Linked DNA regions of Homo sapiens: region 2 is linked to region 1. Evidence: chromatin loops called from intact Hi-C (ENCODE). Cell type or tissue: gastrocnemius medialis. All regions are shown on one strand.

The links. A loop is a pair of places that touch in the nucleus more often than their neighbours do. Peaks named below come from ENCODE experiments on the same cell type or tissue, not always from the same donor. Only the 100,000 strongest peaks of a DNase experiment are listed, where the experiment ranks them.
Region 2: a loop joins it to region 1, with 4 times the contacts of the local background. A loop is called at or near these places in 14 of 110 quality-filtered maps.

Annotation. Positions count from the first base shown.
Region 1 is chrX:152,940,403-152,942,902 of GRCh38, forward strand. All of the region lies in intron 17 of ZNF185 (zinc finger protein 185 with LIM domain), which reads left to right. LOC105373372 (a long non-coding RNA gene) reads right to left here and starts at 1,171. Exons shown (of 3, transcript XR_007068369.1): 1 at 1,019-1,171. RefSeq lists enhancers at 1,064-1,113, 1,164-1,253. In gastrocnemius medialis, a CTCF peak has its summit at 1,366 (motif pointing right); a DNase peak (open chromatin) is centred at 1,299; H3K4me3 peaks cover 1,508 bases; H3K27ac peaks cover 1,262 bases.
Region 2 is chrX:153,031,653-153,034,152 of GRCh38, forward strand. No RefSeq gene overlaps it. Among named protein-coding and RNA genes, the nearest start is that of PNMA3, 24 kb to the right of the region's middle. In gastrocnemius medialis, a CTCF peak has its summit at 1,188 (motif pointing right); a DNase peak (open chromatin) is centred at 1,139; H3K4me3 peaks cover 781 bases.

The DNA of each region.
Region 1 (2,500 bases):
CTCAAAGCTGGGAGTGTGGTGGGGGTGGGGGTGGGGGTGGGGTTCCAGGTCATAGGTGGATTCAGAGATTTTCTGATTGGCAATTGGTTGAAAGAGTTGTTATTCTCTAAAGACCTGGAATCAATAGAAAGGAGTGCCTGGGTTAAGATAAGGGGTTGTGGAGACCAGAGTTCTTATATAGGTGAAGTCTCATAAGTGGCCGCCCTTAGAAGCAATAGATGGCCAATGTTTCTTATTCAGACCTTTAAAAGGTGCTAGACTCTCAGATCAGAAAAAGTCCTGGAAAGGGAAGGAGATTCTCTACAGAATGTAAATTTCCCCCAGGAGAGACAGCTTTGCCAGGTCATTTCAAAATATGTCAAAAAATATATTTTGGTGTAAAATACTTCAATTTCTTTCATTACCTGCTGTCTGTCATGTGATGCTATACTAGAGTCAGGTTGGAATTTGGCATATTATTGCTTCAAGGAGTCTGTTTTGTCAGTCTGAATATCTCTCTCAATGTTAATACTGGTCAGTTGGGCATGAATTCCAAAGGGAGGAGAATATATTGAGGCATGTCTGACCTTCCCCTTTCTCATCATGACCTGAACTAGTTTTTCACGTTGTGTCCCCTTGGCTGAGAGAAGTGTCCATTCATTCAGCTGGGGAGCTTAGAATTTTATTTTTGGTTTACAACACAACAAAAACTTCCCGAAGTCCCAGGTAGAGATTTGGATTTTATTTTTCTGGGGTGGGTCTCCATCATGTGTCTTTTTCAAAGCTCCCCAGTTTGTTCTCCTTCCAGGCTAGGTCGAGAACCATCGTTCTCAGGTAGTGGTTCTGACCCAGGGGCATCTCCCAAAGCTTCCAGCCTGCTACGATACAATGTCTGGAGCCATTTTTGGTTGTCAAAACTGGGAGTGGGAGACACTACTGGCTTCTTATATGCAGAGATCTGGGATGCTGCCCCACATCCCCCAACACACACCATAGAATTATGGGGTTCAAAATGGTAATAGTGCTAAGGTTGACAAACCTTGCTGTAGAGCCTTGACGATCTATTTGGGAAGACAGCAGGGACGGAAAAGAAAAAGGGATGGCACAGAACCACACCCCTCACCTTCCCCGAAATCTGGGTAGCGGGCACAGGACGTGTGCGCCTGCGCGAATGCGCGCTCGCCACCAGCGTACGCGACGCGTGCGCGCCTGTGCACCTCGGCGAGCACGCGCCCGTAGTGAGTACGCCTGCGTAGGCCGCCATTTCTTGAAGCCCCGAACTCGGTCGCAGTGCCCGCCGGGAAAATGCGACCGTCCACAAAGTGAAATGGCCGCCCGGGACGAGCTCGGCCTCGGCGGGGATTCTCTTGAGGCCATGCCCGTGCCGGCCGCCAGAGGTCGCCCGAGGATCACGAATGGGCCCGAGGAGCTGGCTGCCCCTTCCCCCGCGTAAGGTCTGAAGCCGCGGCCAGAGTGGCTTTGGGGTGACCGCGCGTGGACCGTCGCCGGCGGGAGGAAGCGCGGTCCCGCGAGGGGCCGAACGGGGCCCCTGCGGCTTGAGCTTGTTTCGCAGGGAGCCCTGGGGCCATGGCCTCTGGGACACTGGACACGGGTCGTCAGGGCTGCCCAGGGGGAGGGGGTGTGGACGTGCAGACAGGGAAGGCAGCTGGACCCTCCAACCACGCTGGGCCCTCGGGCTGACCGGGGCTGGTCTGTGGGGCAGTGAGGAGGGGCTTCGTTCCCTAGGAGTTTGATGAGGGAGCGCCATGGGGGTGGCGTCATCCTGACATCCCGCAGGGCAGTGGAGCCTTACTTTCCCTAGGTTACAACACAGTTTTAACTGTCCCAAACTGTGGGGACTCCGCCCTATTCCATCTTGGGCCGCTCCATCACACTACAGGGAGAGGCGGTATAGTATAGTGGTTGAGAGCCTGGACTCTGGTGCTTTGGGTTCCAGTCCAAGCTCTGTCACTTACAAGCACCGTGACCTTGGGCATGTTACTCATCTTCTCTGTGCCTCAGGTTCCTCACGTGCGGAATAGTGGTAATCATACCTCCTACCATATAGGGTTGTTGAAATGGCCAAATCGGTTTGTATATGTAAAGCCTGTAGGACATTTAAACCTGCGAGCTAAGTGAAGCAGCACCAGAGGAATATCTCCTCCTCTCAGAGGTGTTCAGGGACACCTGGAAAGCTAACTTAACCAGCTTTATTGGTTTGATTTCATTTGACATGACACGATATCTCATCTTCTTCCTACTAAACTTTTGTCATCAAATTTTCCATCTAGAACATGCTGTTTTCCTCATTATGTTGCAAGCATGGGCTTCTCGTTTATATTTTTTCTGCATGAGGATCAGGTGAAGTTTAGGCACCACATTTCCTCACCACTGGCAACCGTTGTTGGCCAGTGGAGGCAGTACAAGGGTGGAAGTGTCAGCTGGGTGCAGTGGCTCATACCCACCTGTAATCCTATACTTTGAGAGGCCGAGGCGGGAAGACCACTTGAGTTCCGGGGAT
Region 2 (2,500 bases), 91 kb after region 1:
TCGGGAAGGAGGGAGGTAGCAGTGGGGTCGGCAGCAGGACGGGGGTAGACGAGGCGCCTTGCCAGGAACCCCAGGAGGAGGGATCCTAGGACCTGTGTCCTGTAGTGGCTGTTTGCAGTTTCTCTCTGTGTTGTGGTTCCCTTCTTTTCAGTGATTTCGGTACACGTTTCTCTTCAATAAATTTCATTCCATTTTCCAGCCGGTCTCGCCTCTGCTGTGGGAAACTAGTGGGAAAGGTCTCTTTGGGATAAAATGGAAGTTGGGGGACAACAGTGGCCTGGAATTCTGACCCTATTGTGCTCACTGGGATACGGTCAGGGCATAGTAGGCCAGCGATTGTAGAGAATGACCTAACTGCGATGGTGGTTCCAACCCAGAGTCAGTGGCTTATGAGGATGAGGAAAGAAACCAAGCTGAACATGCTGGATGGTGCCAGTTGACGGAACACTGCCGTGCGAGGGCAATGTGTGGCTTGCTCCCCAGGGCATGCATGGAGGCTCCCAGAACGAAGTGCATAAGACGTGGAAGGGCAGGCAGGGGACAGCAGGCTGGGGCGGAGGCCTGGGTTGAAGCTCTAGCATAGACATCTTTTTAACTGTTCCTCAGTTCCTCATGTTTATCCTGTGTGTGGAGCTTTCACCATCTCTTTGGAAAGACAGAAGAGATGGATAAGGAAAAGGAGTAGAACAGAGCGGCACCCCTTGCCTTCCCCAGAGTCTGGGTAGCGGGCGCAGGACGTGTCGCCTGTCCAAATGCGCAACTTTCACCAGTGTACGCTACGCGTGCGCGCCTGTGCACCTTGACGAGCACGCAGCCGTCATGAGTGCGCCTGGGCACGCCGCCATTTCCTGCAGCCGCGACAGCACGGTCGTATATTTCCGGTTGTCATTTTATTCTTTTTGAGAAATGGTCTCGCTCTGTTGCCCAGGGTGGAGTGTAGTGGCGCTGTCATAGCTCACTGCAACCCCGACCTCCTGGGCTCAAGCGATTCTCCCGCCTCAGCCTCCCGACTAGCTGGGACCACAGGCGTGCAACCACCATACCCGGAACCACAGTCACAGTCGGTCGCAGTGCCCGCTGGGAAAATGCGACCGTCCACAAAGCGAAACGGCCATCGGGGCGAGTTCGGCCTCGGCGGGGATTCTCCTGAGGTCACGCCCGCTCTGGCCGCCAGAGGACGCCCGAGGATCACGAATGGGCCCGAGGAGCTGGCTGCCCCTTCCCACGCTCAAGGTCTGCAGCCGTGGCCAGAGTGGCCTTGGGGTGACCGCGCGTGGACCGTCGCCGGCGGGAGGGAGCGCGGTCCCGCGGGGGCCGAACGGGGCTCCTGTGGCCTGAGCTTGTTTCGCAGGGAGCCCTGGCGGCCATGGCTCTGGGACACCAGACAACGGTCGTCAGGGCTGTCCAGGGTAAGGGGGTGTGGACGTGCAGACAGGGAGGGCAGCTGGACCCTCCAACCATGCTGGGCCCTTGGGCTGACCGGGGCTCGTCTGTGGGGCTCAGTGAGGAGGGACTTTGTTCCCTAGGAGTTTGATGAGGGAGCGCCATGGGGGTGGCGTCATCCTGACATCCTGCAGGGCAGTGGAGCCTTACTTTCCCTAGCCCCAGAGATCATGAAGTCTCTCTTTGTTTAAAGGTAGAAACCAAGGACAAGAGATTGGTGGGAACTGCTCTGGTTACAAAATTGCAGAACCAGACTTCTTAATTCTGGGACCCGTGCTGCTTTCATTACACTCTACCGCTTCCAGTTTGTGATGTGCTCCTTCTGTCAACAGTTAGCAAGCCTGCTGGCTCTGTTGCTCTGGCATGAGTCCAAAGGTGAAGGATGGGGGGCTGATGCATTTTGATACTCAAAATGTCTCCTAAACTGTCCAGTATGGTATACCATCTCCTGCCTCCTTGATGCTTGTGATGGCACCCCAAACAGTATATTTGGAAATCTAACATTCTTACTCCTGCCTGGACAGGCCCTCAGTATCATTCAACGAAAGCTCAATTATTACACAGGGAGTGACAGCACAGTTGTGACTTTCCCATTGTCATTTTTTTTTTTTTTGACACAGTCTTGCTCTGTTGCCCAGTCTGGTCTATGTCCACAGTATCTTCCTGGTCTGCTTATACGAAGTCAAGCAATTTCTGTGCTGGCATGGGTTCCAAGCACCTGAGAAAGCCCAATGTCATCTCTTTTCACAGTGGTTTTGTCTTTTGGCCGTACTTTATATTCCTTCTAGCATATAACCCCTTCCTGACTGAAGGCCAGGCAGAGCACGGGCCACTTTAAAGTTTAACTTTCAAGTAACTAAGATCCTCCCTTTCCCAGAGCAGCAGCAGTGCTTGGAGAAGCACCTGCCTCAGTCTTTATTCTCCCTAGAAACTGACCTTTCCTTTTCCCATTGTAACTTACCTCTGAGCAAGTTGGCAAAAAAGCCTGCATGCTCCCTTCTTTGCTGCATGAAGGAAATTCAAACCATGCAATTTCCTGTCTCCATGTGGGAATTCT